3 separate regions of the Homo sapiens genome follow, and regions 1 and 2 are each linked to region 3. The links are chromatin contacts, found by Hi-C or POLR2A ChIA-PET in ENCODE. All regions are on one chromosome and are shown on one strand. Each heading gives the region's core, a stretch centred on a gene start or an enhancer-like site at or near the end of the contact. The rest is flanking DNA. Distances are from core to core; before and after follow the strand shown.

Region 1 (2,968 bases), core at 157-2,656, 5.8 Mb before region 3:
CATTGTATCCCCTAAAACGGAAGATAAAGTTGCTAAATGTGTGGATTACAATAGGGGATTCTAGGCAGTTTGAAGTTTCAATAAATGCAAGATTTAGAGAAGAGGTTCTCAAACTTTGTGGTCTTAGGATTCCTTTACACTCCTTTAAAAGTTGAGGACCCCAAAGAACTTTTATGTGCATTACTGATACTGATATTTATATCAGAAATTAAAAGTGAGAAATTTTAAGAGTATTTCATTTAAAAACAATAAAGCAATCAAATATTAACAAAAAATAATTTTTATATGAAAAATAACTACTCCCCCTTGCCCCCAAATCGAGTTTTTGCAAATCTCTTTAACGTCTGGTTTAACCGCAGATGACTGGATTCTCCTATCTGCTTCTATTTTCAGTCTGTTTCCTTATCACATGTCACGTAGCCTCCGGAAAACCCCACTGTACACTTGTGAGAGAATGAGAATGCAAAAGGCAGTCTTGACATTAATATGGAAATAGTTTTGACCTTCCCCATGAAAGGGTCTGGGGACCCTCAGACCATACTCTGAGAACAACTTTTTGAGTTAGTATTAGTCAATTCATCATCACTTGAAAATTAGCTATGAGGTTTTACAAGCCTGAGGATTTAATGTGATTTACTTTTTCAGAAAGATGAAACAACGGACGTACTGAGTGTCCTCATTATAACGCATCCAGAGAATGCACAAATATGCCATTTTCATCCGTCAAAAGAACTGAAGCCGAACTGACGGACTGTACATCAGTTACGAGGATGTGGCGGGGGGTTGGGGGGCAAAGGATGACGAGCACCCCCTAAAGGCGCGGAGACCCGCTGGCATAGGAGAAGCAAAACTGTCAGAAGAGGCCGCCGAAGTGGTCTAGAGGAAAAAACTGTTTTTCTTAGGCGGGGAAGGAAAACGGTTACCGGGGGCCGGCGAGTTGCAGGAATTAGGCCTTGACAGGGAGCGTCCGCCGTCTAGGCTGCGGCGAGCGAGGGACCAGGCGACTGGCGCCAGCCCTGAGCGTTCCCAGCACAACGCCGAAGGGGGCGGGGCGGGCCGGGCGCCGGGCACGCGGGCCAGGCCTTCCCCACAACTGATGGGGTTGAAATTTCCTTTCCGGCTCAGCAGGGAGAAAAGATATGGTGGGGTGCTTAACAGAGGAGGTTAGACACCGGCGGGAACCAGAGGAGCCCAAGCGCGGCGCCTGGGCCTCGGGGCTGCAGGAGTCCTCGGTGGGGGTATGGAGGTCGCCGGGGAAGGAGGACGGTTCAGTTGCTAGGCAACCCGGCCTGGACCCGCCTCTCGCTCGCGTTGCTGGGAGACTACAAGGCCGGGAGGAGGGCGGCGAAAGGGCCCTACGTGCTGACGCTAATTGTATATGAGCGCGAGCGGCGGGCTCTTGGGTCTTTTTTAGCGCCATCTGCTCGCGGCGCCGCCTCCTGCTCCTCCCGCTGCTGCTGCCGCTGCCGCCCTGAGTCACTGCCTGCGCAGCTCCGGCCGCCTGGCTCCCCATACTAGTCGCCGGTAACGGATGGGGGCCTGGAAGGGAAGGGGGAACGTGGTGTTGGCTGGGCGGCCTGCGCAGATGGGAGGGCCGGAGGGATGGAGGGACTGGGAGCCGGGAGTCGGGGCCGCTGGCCGCCCGTGGCCTCCGGGGTCGTCCTGTGAGGTCGGACAGGACCGCGGAGTCCGGACCCCGGAGCCTGAGAGGGGCCCCGGGGCCGACCAGCGCTTTTATCGGGGACGGCTGAGGCGACGTAGGGGTTGGCGCGGCCTGGAGGCCTAAGGTTCTCTGAGCTCCACCGTCTTTTCCGCGTGGACCGGAGCGAGGCCGCGGTGACGCCCGGGTGCCCTGAGACTCGGCTGCGCCGCGAGGACCGGGAGGCCCCCGGCGTACGGGCCGGGCCGAGTGCAGAGCCGGCCGCCTCTTGGACACCCCCCTGCTTTTCCCTCAAAAATAATACCAGGAGGGAGGCCGCTGGGAGATGAAAAGAACGGCGGAGGCTGCGAATTCCGACGGGAGGGAGGGGCTGTGGAGGGACGAGTCCCCGAGGCGGGGAGGGGGCGGGGGAGGCTGCGACGCTCCCGGGCTCTCCGCCCATTGGGGGCGGCCGCGCGGGGAGGGGAAACCCCCGGCGGCTTCGCTCCACACGTGGTAATGGGCTTCATGGCCACTGGCTGGGCCTGGTTGGAGACCCTTGCCCTCGGTCTGTGCTTACTTTGAAAGTTGTAGAGACGGTGGAATGTGAAAAGGAAGGGTAAGCGAGTAAGCCCTGTCCCTGGGTTTCAAACTCTTCCCTGCTTCTCTTTGGTCTTAATCTTTTTATTGGTACCAGAGATTGTGGATGTTAGCTGATGATAAGGAAGGGCCTCCACTGCTAGTATTTTAAAAAGTTAACGCGTATATAGCGCTTATATTAACTGTTATTAGCAAAAGGTTGTTATTGTGTTTCCCAGGTACTGTTAGATGGGTGTCTTGATCAGGGTTTTTTATTTGGGGAGTATTGATCCTGATCGATCTAAACCCCTAAACCAAGCTTGTCCAACCCGCGGCCCAGGACGGCTTTAAATGTGGCCCAACACAAATTCATGAGGTTTTTTTTTTTTTTTTTTTTTTGGAAAAAAAAGCTCATCAGCTAGTTAATGTATTTTACGTGTGGCCCAAGACAGTTCTAGTGTGGCCCAGGGAAGCCAAAAGATCGGACCACCCCTGCAAACGGTTCTTAGATGAAAATAAAATGTTTGGCCCTTTATGACTTTAATTGTTCTTGGCTGTCTTATAAATTAGTTCCTTTATTGAAGTCACTAGAATAAGATACTTAACGGTTTCCTTTTTAAGATGGGAGGTGGGATGGAATGAGGTGTTAGTATAAACTTTGCCAAGTTTGTAGCCTGCAACCTTGTCAATGAACCCTACTGCCCTAAAGATCTGGGGGATGGCAGTGTAGGGGGGCTGGGACTGAGGTCC
Region 2 (2,747 bases), core at 3-2,502, 6.0 Mb after region 3:
CAAACATGGCTGCGCCGTCCAATATGAAAAGATTATAACTGTAAGTGAACCCTACTGTACCCTAGGGATCTCACCACTTGGGGAAAGAGATATGTAAATATATGCGATTAAATAGTGTGACTAAGAAGCATAAAATAAGTATGCACAAAGAAGAAAGGAAAAAACTATTGAGTAGTGGGTAGTGTTTCAAAGTAGTGGACATACAAGTATGAGCCGGGTTCATGGGGTTTCTTAAATGCCAAAGGAACTTGTAATTATTCTAAATGACAACGTGCACAATTTACATTAATGTATTCTTCATTCTGGCCAGGGGTGGTGGCTCACACCTGTAATCCCAAAACTTTGGGAGGCTGAGGTGGGAAGATTGCTTGAGCCAGGAGTTTGAGACCAGCCTGGCTAACATGGTGAAACCCTGTTTCTATTAAAAATACGAAAATTAGCCAGGTGTGGTGGCGCTGGCCTGTAATCCCAGCTACTAGGGAGGTTGAGGCAGGAAAATCGTTTGAACTCGGGAGGTGGAGGCTGCAGTGGGCCGAGATCTCACCACTGCACTCCAGTCTGGGCGACAGAGCGAGACTCCGTCTCAAAAAAAAAGAAAAAAAAAAGATAACTTTTTAAGGAAGGTTAATGCAGTTTGGGCCAGGGGCTCTACTTATTAGTTGCAGGGCTAACACAGACCCGGGAGAACTAGAACGGGATACAGGTGAGAGTTAACCGGTGGTGTGTGATGTGATGAAAACTAGGCAATGGGAAGGAGATCAACCTTTACCCGTCAGTCTTCTAATCTCAGCAAATCACTTCCATGAGTTGGTGTAGAAGGTGTCAGGGCTGACTAGGGTCCCTGCTGTGAGTGTGGGCACAACTCCAGGCACTTCCCCATCTCCCAGCCGGCCCAGCGAGGTGCCTGGAGAGCCCAGGCCAGATGTTCTGGCCAGGGCTGACGTCACGTTTGCATGACGTCACCAGCGCTGACGAACCACACAGAGAGGGGCCTGTCAGCTCACCTCAGAGCGCAGGCAACTTCTTAGAGCGGGGAACTGGCCGCCTCCTATTCTACCTTGACGGTCCGAATAGTCAGAGCTACAGGAGCCGAAGCGCCGAAGGAGCTCAGCAACCGCTACCTCCCTCTTTCCTTGGCCCTTATCCGCGTCTTCTCTAAGGCCCAGGAGCGGTCCCGGCAGCGGCGCGCTCACGAGTCCGCCGGTGGAGGCGGTCACGCGCACGCACGCTTGTGCGCAAGCCCGTTCCCTCAGAACCCGGAAGTGCGAGGCCGAGGAGAGCCACGTGGGTCGAGCTGGGGCGCAGCTCGCATGGGGGAGTCTATCCCGCTGGCCGCCCCGGTCCCGGTGGAACAGGCGGTGCTGGAGACGTTCTTCTCTCACCTGGGTATCTTCTCTTACGACAAGGCTAAGGACAATGTGGAGAAGGAACGAGAGGCCAACAAGAGCGCGGGGGGCAGCTGGCTGTCGCTGCTGGCGGCCTTGGCGCACCTGGCCGCGGCCGAGAAGGTCTATCACAGCCTCACCTACCTGGGGCAGAAACTAGGTACCTCCGCCCCGCCCCCCGAGCCCCTTGAGGAGGAAGTAAAGGGGGTATATTCCCCAGTCGGCAGTGGCTTGGGTTTCCCGTCTCTGTGTCACTTCTAGTCGCAGGCTCGACTCGGCATTCCCAGATCTCCTCCCACCGTTCCTTTCCTTCCCTGGGCTTCCACAAGCCCCGCCCACCGGCCTGCGCTGCTGATAGATTGGCGAACTGGGTAGATGCTCTTTGCAGGGCTGTGACCCAAACCGAAGGGTTTGCCCTTTTGCCTCGTGCATGGATTGATGCCATAAATGAGAAGTTAACCAAACTATGTCTTCATTGTTTTAATTAGTGACGCTGCAGCCAGAAGAGCAAAACTTTGCAAAACAACCTAGTTCTATTACTGAACACTGTTGTGTGGCCTCTTAAGGTTAAGGCCCGAGAGTCACATTTAGAGTCCTACCCCGTCTTCATAGTCCCCCAATACATATTTAATGACTAAAGTAATAAATGAATATTGGGCAGGAAAGGCAAGAAATATGCCTAACACTAGCAAGAAGAGACTTAAGGGGAAAATGGTAAACACTCTTAGCACTTCATGTACATCTTGCCTCTGAAATAAGATTCAAGAGCTGATTCAACTGATTTTTACTAGTAGAAGCAATAAGTATAAGTAGATGAGAAGGAAATAATAGATGTAAAAGGCATGGAATATGCATACAAAATAATATTACTGCTTAATTATGACAAATAAATATATTTGAATCCTAGGGGTTTCAGAGTCAGTACTTTGACCTGTTTTAGACTCTTCAATTTTCAGAAGCGTGAGGTCTGATGTGAATGAAGGACACGTATATAAAATACAGAGAATAGAAATGTAAAATTGGTGTAGATTTCATTTTGATCCACCCCCCCCCGTTCCCTAACCAGCCCCCTACTTTCCTTATATTGCCTGAAGGTGACCATGTACATCTTATTGAGCTTTCAGTAAACACTCAAGAGACAGGGCTTCCTGAGTTCGTAATTGCTGTAGCAAGTATGTTGATTTATACATACTTATTTAGTATGCTAATTTATTAGCAAAAACTGGTCAGATAGTTTCACCTTATTTTTTTCCTCCCCTTTTTACAATGGCATTTCTCACAAATTTGCAGTTGCTGCTATGGTGTTATTATTCCCCTTTCTATAGATTAGCAAATTATATATGCAGTTATGTTGGGTAGATG
Region 3 (2,911 bases), core at 47-2,546:
TGAGGAATTGCCCAAACGATTTTAAAAGGAGTGGGATTCTCTGACCAAGACTTTTATGAAAATGAAACAAAATATGTTGCACTCAGTCTTCCGGATGTTGAAAAGTGAAGATGTCTCCAAGGATTCGAAGGAAGTTGATGTTTAGGTTCCCTCTGAGAGGGTGGTACCCTTAATGTAAGACTTTTGTGGTAGTAATACCGTACCTACAGGCCTGGAATAAATATAAGGTCTAAAACCTTGGAAATACTTTGTATAAAAGAAAACTCCAATTCTCTTTTGCTAAGGACCACAGTTACCAAGAGTTATCAGCTTTCACCCGGACAGACAACAGTGCTTCAATGAAGAACTACAAAGGCCTCTTTTAACCCTACTCTTTTCTTCTGTTAAACTTTTAAGCGAGACCTACGACAGCAAAAGGTGGAGAGGCCCCTGCGGAAGTAGAAACCCAGGACTTGCAACTTCACAGACAGAAGCGTCTGTGGTTCCTCCGCCGCCCCAGGATCATCCGGACTCAGTCTACGACACTACGGAAGCTTCACCTTCCTGGTGCGGTGGCAGAGGCGGCATCGCAGTTGCATTCCTTCTCCCTCCACCATGCACAGCCTTCGGTATCCCAGGGCCTGCAGGATCCTGACACCCGTTAGCCAGTCCAGTGTCTCCCATCTGACACTTGCAAACACACTAACAGAAATACACATAACTGGCAGATGATATACGTGTATTGAGAGAAGGTAAGAAGCCACAGACAGCACCAGCTGCCGGGAAGGCGGCAGAGCCGTCTAAAGCGGGCTCGAGCTCGTCGGCCACGGCCACGGCCGCTGCCGCCTTCTCTTCTCCCCCAGGAAGCAGCGCGGCGGCAGCGGCTCCTCCGCGCTGGCGGGAGCCTAGGGGAGTGGAGTCTGGGGAAGCCCCACCACTCGCGGATGGGACCGGGCCTAGGATCTGGAGCTGCTGCTGCTGCAGCGGCCCGAGTACAGCGACGCTTTACGTCCGGTCCACCACCACCCCCATACACACCCCCTCCCTCCCTCCACCGCCGCCACCCCCCTCCCCGCCCGCTCCGCTCTCCGTCTCTCGATTGGAGCCGAGACAAAAGCAACGGGAAGCGGTGGGCCGGGACGCTACCGGCGGACCCTGGGCGCGACCGGACCGGCCCCGGGGCATTCCCCCGCCTTGCGGGGGCCCCGAATCTGCCGCCCCCGCCGCGCGCCCCGCTGCCAGACTTCCGAAAATTTACCAAAAACTCACCGCATGAATTTTCTTGTCCCGCGGATCCAAGATGGCGACGTATCCACCGCGGAGGCTGCTGGGAGCAAGACCTTTACCCTCTGACCGCCGCCGTGACCCCCGTCGCTCCGGCTTCCCTCCAGGCGGCAGCGGAAGGTGGGAGCGACGACTGCAAAACGGCAGCGATGGGGTGGGTAGGCAGGCCGCTTTCAGCGCGCTTCTAACAAGGTGGAGAGAGGCGCTTCACTTCCCTACCGCCCTTACCGCCGCTCCGTCTTGTCTCCCACCGACTCACAGGGAGGCTTGCTGCTCCTCCGCGGCCGTTACAGAGAGCGGGGCTTCTGCGGCCGCTACCGTTTCCCTGGGGCTAGGTTGCTTCGCAGAAGGCTCTGGCCCTGAGTCCGAGGGGGACTGCGGGGTCCAGGGGCGATGAATGGTGAGGTGGCTTCAGTCCGCCCTCCCCGGGGACGCTGAGCGTGTTCGTGTTCGTGTTTGTGTTTGTGTTTGTGTTGGACACCCCCGCCCCCGCACGTCCGCCTCGTCACTCCTCCCCTCCTCACTCCCGCCACCTGGAGCGAATCTGATCGTGTCCCTGTTTCCTCCCTCAGCTCCCGCAACCTCCGGAGCTTGTGCGCGTACTTCAGGGACCGGCACCACGTCACCGTCACCTCCTGAGTAGTGAGTTCCCCTCTGATGAAACCACTGGTGTGTTTACTCACCATCCCCACCATTTTTTTTTCCCCAACCTGATGGAAGGAAGTACATAATGGAGAGCAAGTTTTTAAAGCACGGTCGTGTCGTGTGAACTTGCTCTAGCCAAATTAGGTTTATAGCACTTTTTTTGGCTCTCATTACCTCCAGTCCCCACATAAACAAGAGTGACCAGCTGGGTCATCCGCAAGACCGTTTGAAATTATTGTGGCTTGGGTGGAAACTTAAAGGAGTGAAGTATCTGCTTTCCAGAAAAATCGTTGTCATTCAAAGTGAAATTAAACTTGTTTTCTTTGCAATAATTCGCCTTTATTTCCTTGTATATCTGTAAACTCTTCACTTTTTTGTAATTACTAGACAATTCGGACTTAAAAAGAGCCTCAGCATGTGTATTTTGGAATTGTGTAGCTTCATAATGTGAAAATTATTCTTTTCTATTTGAGTAAAGTACAGTTAATTTGAAGTAAATAAAATTTCTATTTCCATTGGTTGTTTCTTTTAAAAAGTCACCTTTTACTTACAAAAGAATCACTGTAATCCAGTTTACATTTATCATTGAAGGTCAAAAGCAAGAAATAGGAAGAAACACAAGCATACTATAAAATAAAAGGTAACTGTCATGTTTTTGAAGGTAAGGTGTTTTGACATATCAGCAGACATTGTGTGAATTTATTTCAACTCCTAGTGGTACTGGTGTAGGTAGAAAATGTTTTGCTTGGTTATTCATTTCATCAAACACTCTACTTCACTGTTTTTTTTTCACTTCAGGAAAATTCGAGGAGGAACAACACATACTAGTGTCTTTCCTTTCTTTCTCCCCGTCTTCTGCAAATAGTCCCTTCCTCTTCCTGCTTTCTCCTCCTTCTCATGTTAACATCTTCAACCATAAGATGGTGTGTTAAAAGATTGAATATACCTCTATGGAATGACTTCCAGAGGGTGTAAGTCTGATATGAGAGTTTTATTACCTTGA

Evidence for each region. Hi-C counts contacts between places; a loop is a spot of excess contacts on that map. ChIA-PET counts read pairs that join two places held with the same protein, here RNA polymerase II (POLR2A). Pooled maps may share reads with other maps.
Region 1: a loop to region 3 is called in a map of naive thymus-derived CD4-positive, alpha-beta T cell, with 13 times the contacts of the local background. The contact joins the promoter of NAP1L1 here to the promoter of CNOT2 in region 3. A Hi-C loop is called at or near these places in 1 of 168 maps with a recorded cell type or tissue (naive thymus-derived CD4-positive, alpha-beta T cell), 1 of 37 single-sample maps with no recorded cell type and 8 of 50 pooled maps. POLR2A ChIA-PET finds 5 or more read pairs at or near these places in 1 of 52 experiments (activated CD4-positive, alpha-beta T cell).
Region 2: a map of gastrocnemius medialis shows a loop between it and region 3 (10-fold over the local background). The contact joins the promoter of KICS2 here to the promoter of CNOT2 in region 3. A Hi-C loop is called at or near these places in 2 of 168 maps with a recorded cell type or tissue (gastrocnemius medialis and naive thymus-derived CD4-positive, alpha-beta T cell) and 7 of 50 pooled maps.

Annotation. Positions count from the first base shown.
Region 1 is chr12:76,083,123-76,086,090 of GRCh38, reverse strand. NAP1L1 (nucleosome assembly protein 1 like 1) reads left to right here and starts at 1,406. Exons shown (of 15, transcript NM_004537.7): 1 at 1,406-1,524. It overlaps LOC124902970 (a long non-coding RNA gene), which reads right to left and starts at 1,006. Exons shown (of 2, transcript XR_007063379.1): 1 at 924-1,006. RefSeq lists silencers at 972-1,131, 1,572-1,651, 1,792-1,841, 1,912-1,971, 2,022-2,091 and an enhancer at 1,135-1,676.
Region 2 is chr12:64,220,801-64,223,547 of GRCh38, reverse strand. KICS2 (KICSTOR subunit 2) reads left to right here and starts at 1,252. Exons shown (of 3, transcript NM_152440.5): 1 at 1,252-1,545. The coding sequence starts at 1,311. It overlaps LOC124902952 (a long non-coding RNA gene), which reads right to left and starts at 1,199. Exons shown (of 2, transcript XR_007063347.1): 1 at 1,005-1,199. RefSeq lists enhancers at 799-858, 939-1,128, 1,279-1,368, 850-1,444, 1,479-1,538 and 1 more.
Region 3 is chr12:70,241,818-70,244,728 of GRCh38, reverse strand. It overlaps CNOT2 (CCR4-NOT transcription complex subunit 2), which reads right to left and starts at 1,296. Exons shown (of 16, transcript NM_014515.7): 1 at 1,249-1,296. It overlaps PRANCR (progenitor renewal associated non-coding RNA), which reads left to right and starts at 1,369. Exons shown (of 5, transcript NR_120460.1): 1 at 1,369-1,417; 2 at 1,836-1,905; 3 at 2,500-2,548. RefSeq lists enhancers at 567-706, 1,437-1,636, 811-2,010 and silencers at 1,007-1,266, 1,338-1,877.